Linked DNA regions of Homo sapiens: region 2 is linked to region 1. A link is an interaction called in ENCODE POLR2A ChIA-PET data of the cell type or tissue named here. Cell type or tissue: GM12878. All regions are shown on one strand.

What was found. ChIA-PET counts read pairs that join two places held together with the same protein. Peaks named below come from ENCODE experiments on the same cell type or tissue, not always from the same donor. Only the 100,000 strongest peaks of a DNase experiment are listed, where the experiment ranks them.
Region 2: POLR2A ChIA-PET joins it to region 1 with 20 read pairs; 2 of 35 experiments call an interaction of 5 or more read pairs at or near these places.

The regions. Positions count from the first base shown.
Region 1 is chr3:116,315,955-116,320,954 of GRCh38, forward strand. The region is part of intron 1 of LSAMP (limbic system associated membrane protein); the gene reads right to left. Among named protein-coding and RNA genes, the nearest start is that of LSAMP-AS1, 42 kb to the right of the region's middle. In GM12878, no CTCF peak of the experiment used is centred here; no DNase peak of the experiment used is centred here.
Region 2 is chr3:116,442,147-116,447,146 of GRCh38, forward strand. It overlaps LSAMP (limbic system associated membrane protein), which reads right to left and starts at 3,341. Exons shown (of 7, transcript NM_002338.5): 1 at 2,731-3,341. The coding sequence starts at 2,885. In GM12878, no CTCF peak of the experiment used is centred here; no DNase peak of the experiment used is centred here; H3K27me3 peaks cover 433 bases.

The DNA.
Region 1 (5,000 bases):
ATTGAATTCAAATGAGAATCCAAGTGTTCAAAAAGAGGGGGATTAAAACAAAAAGTACAGCTTGAATAGTTAGAGAAGGTCAAGTGTGATATTTTGGATAGAGAAAGAAATGTTAACAAAGTCACAGAAGTGAGACATCCACAATTCCTGTAGTGGGACCTAGAGAGAAACAGGTGAAAAAAGTGTATTTGATTCAGGGCCTTGACGATAAGTTGAAATGCTGAGATGTAACAACTCAAATAATTGGGAAACATCACAGGTTCTAGTGAAGCAGTAAGATACTGAATTGAAACTACTAATCATTAGTAGTTATTGGCAAGTAGGATTTCATACAACCCTATACTCTCTACAAGGCTCTGTTTGGGTATGCCTTTTAGGTTGTTTTAGGAGTTATCATTCATCAAAGTACCCTCCATGTCTAGCAAAATATCTGACAAATGGTAGGTGATTATAAGTGATTGTTGAATAAACGAACATATATGAAAAGAAAGTTGGGAGAAAAGTTAGGATAGAGCAGTATATAAAGGCAAGGAAAAGGCCGGGCGCCGTGGCTCACGCCTGTAATCCCAGAACTTTGGGAGACCGAGGCGGGTAGATCACGAGGTCAGGAGTTCGAGACCAGCCTGGCCAACATTATGAAACCCCGTCTCTACTAAAAATACAGAAATTAGCTGGGCAGGATGGCGGGTGCCTGTAATCCCAGCTACTCAGGAGGCTGAAGCAGGAGAATCGTTTGAACCCGGGAGGCAGAGGTTGCAGTGAGCTAAGACCATGCCATTGCACTCCAGCCTGGGTGAGAGGGCAAGACTCCATCTCAAAAAAAGAAAAAAAAAAAAAAAAAGAGAAAGAAAGAAAGGTAAGGAAAGTAAGAGTGCTTTAAAAATGAGGTGTCAAGCATAAAAGTTATTGCCAAAATGAAATAAAAGAGGATTAAACCTGAAAAGAGGTCACTCAATTTGGCCAGAGAGATGTTTTGGATGATTTTCAACAGTACTGTTCCAGTGATACTGAGAGGTGAAGCCAGCTGGATTTCCCGGCTTGAGTGGGGCTTTGAAGAACATTTCTGCAGCTAGCTAGAGGTTTGCAAAATGGACCCATCAGCACTCTGTAAAATGGACCAATCAGCAGGACAAGGGCAGGGACAAATAAAGGAATAAAGTTGGCCATCCCCAGCCACCAGAGGTAACCCACTCGAGTCCCCTTCCACGCTGTGGAAGCTTTGTTGTTTGGCTCTTCACAATAAATCTTGCTGCTGCTCACTGTCTAGGTTCGTGCCATCTTTAAGAGCTGTAACACTCACTGTGAAGGTCTGCTGCTCAATTCTTGAAGTCAGCCAGACCAGAACCCACTGGAAGGAACAAACTCCGGACACAATACAAAGAGAGCCCAATCTCTTTCTTTCTTTTTTTTTTTTTTTTTGAGACGGAGTCTCGCTCTGTCTCCCAGGCTGGAGCGCAGTGGCGCGATCTCGGCTCACTGCAAGCTCCACCTCCTGGGTTCACGCCATTCTCCTGCCTCAGCCTCCCGAGTAGCTGGGACTACAGGCGCCCGCCACCACGTCTGGCTAATTTTTTGTATTTTCAGTAGAGACGGAGTTTCACCGTGTTAGCTAGGATAGTCTTGATCTCCTGACCTTGTGATCCACCCTCCTTGGCCTCCCAAAGCGCTGGGATTACAGGCGTGAGCCCCCGCGCCCGGCCCCAAAGACAGCCCAATCTCATCTGCATGATGTTAAGGGGGAAACTGGGGGCAGTAGTTATAGTTCATGATTTTTGTTTTTAATTAGTAGCAAGAAAAGAGGTTTCTAAGTGAGCGATTGGATCAAAAATCCATTTAAAAGGCCAGAAGTCTCTTCATTTAACCAATTAATTCAAATGTCTTATATAAAATCAGTAATAAGGCCGGGCGCGGTGGCTCACGGCTGTAATCCCAACACTTTGGGAGGCTGAGGTAGGCGGATCACTTGAGGTCAGGAGTTCGAGACCAGCCTGGCCAACATGGTGAAACCCTATCTCTACTAAAAGTAGAAAAATTAGCCAGGCGTGGTGGTGGGTGCCTGTAATCCCAGCTACTCAGGAGGCTGAGGCAGGAAAATTGCTTGAACCCTGGAGGCGGAGGTTGCAGTGAGCCAAGATCGTGCCACTGCACTCCAGCCTGAGTGATGGAGTGAGACTCCATCTCAAAAAAAAAAAAAAAAAAAATTTTAGTAATACAACGTGCACTCTTATCTCTGATCATGGCAAAGTGTGTCATGTCTTTTAAGTTCCTTAGACAATCTACATCACATTAGTCGAAAGTTGGAGTTTAGTAATAGATTGTATGAGCCAGACATTAAGAAATTAAATCATTCATTTAAAGATTTCACAGTAAGTCACAGAGAGATGTAGCAGCTAGTGTGCTCCAGTTAGTCTCCACACCAGGAGGAGAAAAGGGTTGGGCACAACCATCTCTGATGTCCTTCCAGTCTGACATTCTCTAAGTCTACACAGAGTATATCTCCTTACTGCCATTCACTACTCAGTAAGCCTCTCACTTGTCCCAAGCCAACTGTCAGCCTGACCTTTACAAATGATCTTTAGTCATCTAATTAGCTCCAAGAGAGGTTTCTATTATCCCATGGTTACAATTTTAACTAACTTAAAATTACAAGAAAAGTTAAATAACAGAGGTAATTAAACATAACGCAGCTAGCATTCAATGTAAACATCTAATTAACACCAATACCCACATGAAGGCAAAATTCATAAAAACAAAAATCAATACAATATATTATATTTGGATACTGTAACCAAGGCCTCTTTAAGTATTTTCTCTGAAAGTAGAAGTTTTTGGATGATAAAGCTAATTAAATGCTGTAAGAGTAGTGATCCATTTGACAGAGAGAATTAAAACTATGAGAGATTTCTAACAGAAACATGAACTCCCAACCTCTATTCTATCAGGCTGACACTCTTTCCACAAGAAGCAGGAGTAGAGAATGAAAAAAATAAAAGAAGTGAAAGGCCCACTTCAAGAGCCTCAACATTTTACATTCTAAGCTAGTTATCGATGGCTTCCTTTAGTGAGGCAAAATAGTGTTGTATAGAATTGGGGGGGTGGGGATTACTGGGAGAAGTAGGGGAATAATGCAAACAGTAATTAGTAAACTGAATTCATGGATCATCAACCATTTCTCTTTAAACAGTGGTATTTATTTAATGCCACAGAAATATACTTGTTTTACCAAAAAGTCAAATGCAAATTAAACTAAATTTACTATGCTTCCTTTCCTCTATAAAAAAGTTAACAGATTAAAAAATGAGATTTTCCTGCAATTTGGGTATACATATTCCCAGTTGAAAGCAGTGTTTTGTCAGCTGTGTTGGAGTGATTAGTTTCACTACGTCAGGCATCACCCCAGATTCCCCATTCAGTAGTATCTTGTATACAGATAGTTACATGATTTCTCTTTCTATTCCGTACCTTAAATCAGCACCATCAGCATTCATATTATATACGGAAATCTAATCATACTAGCCTATGTAACACTTAGAGGGGCTTTAGTCACCTAGCTAATACATCAAACACAAACATGAATGAATAATAAATTTTTTAAATATCACCAATTTTCCCAGTTAAATAAATATATGAAAAAGAACACTAGCTGGAGAGTGTGTACATGAGAAAGAAAAGGGATGTGTGTTAAATTCTGCATATCCCTCTGGATCGGCACCTCTCTAAAGGTCAGCTCACTAGCCTCAGGTTTAATTCCCTTTCTTGCTGCTACTGTTCAGAGGTAAATGCTCGCTTTTTATTAAAAATCAAAAGCACAGGCGCTTGTAATCCTCTAGACTCAAAGTTTTTTTTTTTGTTTTTTTTTTTAATAAAAATGGAAAGTTTAGCTCAAAGCAATAGCAGCTAAAATTAGAGTGAAATCAGCAGCTGCTCCCCAGGGAAGATGGAAAACCAAACAATGGTCTGTTTTTCCCTTGACTACAATTTATGTTGTATTTTTTTCCTCCTTTAAATGTGGAAGACTTTCCAAACATTTGCATATGTTGGCAAAGCAATATATGTGTAAGCCCCCAACTCCTACTCCCATCAAAATGATGTCAGACATTAGTGTTTCAGGTAAATGTACAAGAAAACTGCTATTGCATTTTCAATGTTGCAGCCTTTGGAAATAATAACACTAATGAGGCAGGACGTGGTGGCTCACGCCTGTAATCTCAGCACTTTGGGAGGCCAAGGCGGGTGGATCACGAGGTCAGGAGTTCGAGACCAGCCTGGCCAACATGATGAAACCTCGTCTCTCCTAAAAATACAAAAATTAGCCAAGCATGGTGGCGCACACCTGTAGTCCTAGCTACTCAGGAGCCTGAGGCAGGAGAACTGCTTGAATCAAGGAGGCGTAGGTTGCAGCGAGCTGAGATCATGCCACTGCACTGCAGCCTGGGTGACAGAGCGAGGCTCTGTCTCAGAAAATAATAATAGTAATAATAATAATAATAATACCAGTTAAACTTCCCTCCATTTCTCTCTTTGTACAATTATGTCATTACATGTAACAACCGCTGTGAGACAGAAGTATTGGATTCTCCTAGGGTGTTGTACCATATAGCTGATTGTGTTGCTCAGAAATCCTGGTCAGAATGAGTTAGGAACCAAATACTAAGACAAAGCTTAGATTTAGTAATTTATTCTCACTTTTACCTGCTTTTCTCTACCCTGTCTTCTGCTTCATTCATTCACTGTCCTCTCGACATATTTAAGGATGACTTAATTTTTCTCTCCCTCTCACCATTTATAGCCCAAACCCCACCTTCATTATAATGGCAGCACTAGCACAGTGACCGGCACATCATAAGCAAGCAGTGAATGCAGTTTCATACTTGGGTAAATTTACTCGCAACATTTTATTCTTTACTTGCCTTCAGAGTATTTTCTTCCTCCCTTTAGGATCATTCTGAAATCATCTGGGCTGTGCATTTTTATTCCAACCTGCTTTGATGCAAAAGCTT
Region 2 (5,000 bases), 130 kb after region 1:
ATACAAAAATGAGCATCAATCCCCAAAAGAAACTCTTGTTTCACAGAAAACTTTAAGTCAGTGAAGGTAAATGTTTTGGGGACAGACAGCCAAACTCCTGTCACTGGATTACCAGAATTACAAACCTCCCTTGTCTCCTGTTGCCATCTCATATCATTCGGGGCCACAAACTCACTAAGAGAATTATTTTTTTCTCCTAGCCATTTCACTTTCTCGGTGCCAGACATCTACTGTGGCTTCCAATGAATCAAGTTCTCCTTCCTTTCCTTCCCTGAAAGCTCATGCACCCAGTAAAATGTCACAAATAAAGTGAAAACACACCTTTCCCAGGCTGGCCTTATAAGCAGAAAGCAAGAGCACCATTCTTCACCAGGAAACTGACCCAGAAAGCTTACCGGTTTTAAAGAGATTGAGAAGAAGGTCAGCTAAGAAGACAAAGGGAATTCTCTCCATAGTTAATTCTGATGAAGCTCCACCAACCCCAAAATAAACCCTTGTCCAAGGCAAGGAAATAAAAAAGAGGGCATGTAAGGTGAGGTCTGGAAAAGAAATGGTGTTTCATAGGCGACTTATTTGCATGCTCTGTTTGTCTGTCTTTTCTTTCCCAGAGAATAAGTGGTTCTGTGTTTATTTTTTCTCTCAGAGTCCCTATTTCCACACTGTAATGTCTGCTAAAGCGTAATGTTTAAAACTCTGTTTCTATTGCGCCATAGACATACAAAAGCACATATGTATCATCCATAGATATGTATACAGTGAGACTGCCTCTGTATGAAAGCATAAGAATGTTTTTATTCTTCTGAATTAACATTTCTATACTTATCTAACTCTTAGACAACTGTAGTTTAAGGTATAGGAGATGCTAACTTAGAAAGACCTTACAAAGCTCAAGGACACTGAAATAAAAAACATATACATTCAAGTTATTCATTTTTCTCATATTCAATCTTGTAACCAGTGAACAAAATTTCTAGGGATAGCATATATTTATATAGAGTGCTTCACCATTAAAGGGTTAATGATGTTAGGGAGTATGAATGTTAGCAATTGAAATGGCATGCTTGTGTGTTTGCAAAAACATTTTCTGCACCATGTCCAAATTCCTTTGCAAACAGATAAATTACTCTGTAAATCTGATTACTCCATGTGGATAAATCACACATGCAGGTTTATAAGGCTGAAGAGCTAGAAGGGAAAATCTGCTTTGGATAGTAGGATCTTTGGGATTCGTAATCACCCAAAGCTCAGGAAATGAAGAAAGGAGTGCTTACACATTAGCATTTTCTTACTTTTTACAATCTGGAGAAACACATACCCACACAACACACACACATGCAATGCACGGCACACAACACACACTTTCGTCTCTAACAAGGCTAGAGCTCCCAAAGCAGGACACTGTGACAGCCAACCAAATTTATTTCTGAGAAAAGGAAAGAAAACTTTGCTGCTGTCGGCAGCTCTGCTAGAGAACTGCTCCCTGATGCCCCAGGGTTTATGCACTATCAGCTCCTTGCACACAGATTAGAGGTTTATTTTCTATTGTATACTGTGTTTTTATTGCCACAACAAGCAATATTACCTAGATAGACAGACTGACACTGGGTCATTTTATTTGGAGGAAATGAGATTTTTAAAAGATCTCCAAGGAGAGTGATTCTTTCTTTTTGTTAGCATCTGCCAGAAATTCAAGGAAAGCTAGAAAAAAGAACAAGGGGTAGGTACAGTTGGTGGAGAGGAGGAAGAGAAAAGAGAAGCACAAAAAATAACCTTGGAGCATTTTAGAAATAAAAATATGACTAGGTCTCATTTGAGTCTCTCTAGCTCACAGTACCTGATAGGGGTCAAACTCCCAAGGACTTGGGACTCTTCTTTCCAAATTTCAATCTCAAATTATTTTAGAGTTTGCCAGAGCTGCACAGAAAAAAAGACTTTGAAGTCAATAATCAATTTGAAATATCCATTTTATGCCAGGTTAATTCTCTCCCAACCTCTGTGTTTAACACTCCTACTCTTAAATATCAGCAATTTGGCAAATTCCTTTTCTTTCTGCTCTTCATATCTTGTGTTGATTTATATCCACATTCCAGGAAAGGCTCAGTAACCAACCAAAGTTCTAAGATTGATTTATTGCCCTCCATGTCAATTAGAAGATCCTTACAGAAAGTCTTCTATCAGAAACCCTCACACACAACCTTGATATGTGTGTGTGTGTGTGTATGTGTGTGTGTGTGTTGGCATGAAAAACACACACACACACACACAGACACGGGAGGAGCAAGGAGAATGCAGTACTGTGTACTACTCTCTGAGAGCCATAATCCAACAACCTTTCTTTCAGAATTAAGGACCCCCAACAAAACTCTCAAGTGCAATGCCACAGCAATTACAATAGTGAGAATACTGCCCAGAAGTCACTAATGCCATGGGTGAAGTTAGGCTTCCTTGATAAGAGAAACAAGGTCCTAAGAACCGAACAACATTTAACCAACACCACTGCTGCTTGACAGGGACCAGAATTCCCTTGAATTTTGTTAGCTATAATGCCAACCAGTCAGTAAAACAGGGACACACACACACACACCACACACACACACACCACAAGCCTGCAGCATCAGGAGCTGGAGTTCAAGGAGATCAGACACACACACACACACACACACAAACACACACACACACACACACACACGTGTAGACGCGCGCAGCAGAAAAGTTGCCCGAAAGCCCTACCTGAGGATGGCTGTGTCCCCCTGCCTCACGGTGATGTTGTCCGTGCCTCGGTTAAAATCCACGCTGCGAACAGGCAGTCCTGTGGGAAGAAGGCAGAGCAATCTCAGTAGGACCAGTGGCAACTGTTTCCGATCCGGCTGAACTCTCCTGACCATGGTGGCCACGCCGAGGTGCGGGTCCGCGGGGTGCTCTGGAGGGGTGCGCGCTGCTCGCGAGGAGAGGCTTCACCAACACGGGGCTTTCATCCACAGCGAGCGCAGAGCGGGCTTTGCCAGTTTATGGTCCTTTCCACTTTGCCTCTCTCTTTCCCTCGCTCAGTCTCTTTTCCCTCTAAGACTTAACAAAGCCCTCATAAAACCCAAGCAGAAGGGTGAAAAGTAAAAGCAACACAATTTCAAAAGAGAGAGTGCAAATAGCAAGCCCTCTGGAAGAGCTGAAGAGGAAGCCAAAGGAAAGGGTTCTTGTTTGGTCTCTCTGTGACTGGATGCTCCTCTGCCAGTGTCTGAGCTGAGCTCCTTCGCTCTGTAACCCACTTTCCCAGGCTGGCGGGCGGGCGGGCGAGGGAGCCGGCACCAAGCCTGCCAGTGAGTGTACAGAAACAGCCACACAGCAGCAGCAGCAGCAGAAGCAGCAGCAACCCAGAGCCTCTCTCCCCCTCCTCCCTTTCCTGTTTCTCCCAGTCCCTGGCGCTCTCTCAGCTCAGCACCTCCCCCCCACCCCCCCACCCTCCCCCCACCCTGCTGGTTTTCAACAGCCCCTCCACGTCATCCCCTCCGCCCTCCCCTCGACGTGGCCCCTCGCTTTGCACAACTGCCCCCTTCAGCAGCAGCCAGCCTCAATGAAAGCCTGATGCGCCTTTGGGTTGTCAGGACGACAGCTCCATCTGAGGCCTGGCTGATTTCCTTAAGAAGGGGGAACGGAGCTTAGAGGTACTGTTCAGGAGAGAGGGGAGAAGGAGAGGGACTTAAGTTATAAAAGAACAGGAGAAAGAGTCCAGGAAAGGAGAGGGAAGGGGTGAGGAAAGAAGAAAAAGGAGGTGGGAAGGAGAGTTGCAAATGAGGGGAGTGGGACAGAGGACAGGAAAGCTTTGAGGTGGGGAGTGAGGGTGGGGAATGTCCTGAAAGATGGGAGAAGGAAACTGAGGAGAAACTTGACAGTGGAGTCTAAGATTAAAAGCCAAAGTTGATTTCAAACGAAACATTCTTGGCAACTGGCTTTGCGTGTTCAAGTCTTGTTCATTCTTTCCTCTTTCCTGCACTTTCTCTTACAGGATTAAAATGGTTTATTTTCTCTCCTTCCTTCATCCCCTCCCCCTCTTGGAACCCCTTTATGAAAGATGGATTGGAGACAATGCTGGTATTGAGTGGTCTGGGGTGTGAATGCTTGGCTTGTTTTTTCCAAGTGCCAGCCTCAGCAGCTGATCCCTGATCCCTAAATCAACTTCACTCTCCAGGAAACTCTCACTCAATCCTACACATGAGTAATGGTATTAAGGATTACTATTTAAAGGGCACATTGAATTGCTACCCAAGTTCCTCCTGGCACTTACTTCTCAAAATGTTCATATGCAAGGAAGGAGATTTGTAAATCAGAAAGCTTGTCATTTGCAAGGAGACACTAAGTAAGGTTGTGTGCAGTACTCCTGCTAATGGCAGACAGGTTACCATCATTTGTCACTCCTTTTATTCCATGAGCCAAGCAAGTGATGAGGACCATAAAGACCACTGATAGTCACTCAAGTGACAGCCCCACACTCTTGGACATCTCCCTCATTACTGATGTTGAGGATAAAAAATGTGTTTGTACCAGCCAAGGACTTTATTTTTCTCTTCTTTGATTATATTTATTTAAATAATGAAAGTATTCATATGGTACAAAAACCAAATGGTACAAGATGCTATAGAGTGAATTGCAGTTTTCTTCTTCTTTTTTTTTTTTTTTTTTTTTTTGAGACAGAGTCTCACTTTATTGCCCAGGCTGGAGTGCAGTGGCTCAATCTCGGCTCACTGCAAGCTCCGCCTCCCGGGTTCACGCCATTCTCCTGCCTCAGCCTCCCGAGTAGCTGGGACTACAGGCGCCCGCTACCACGCCTAATTTTTTCTGTATTTTTTTTAGTAGAGACGGGTTTTCACTGTGTCAGCCAGGATGGTCTCGATCTCCTGATCTCGTGATCCACCCGCCTCGTCCTCCCAAACTGCTGGGATCCCAAACTGCTGGGATTACAGGCGTGAGCCACGGCGCCCGGCCGTAGTTTTCTTCTTATTCCCGTC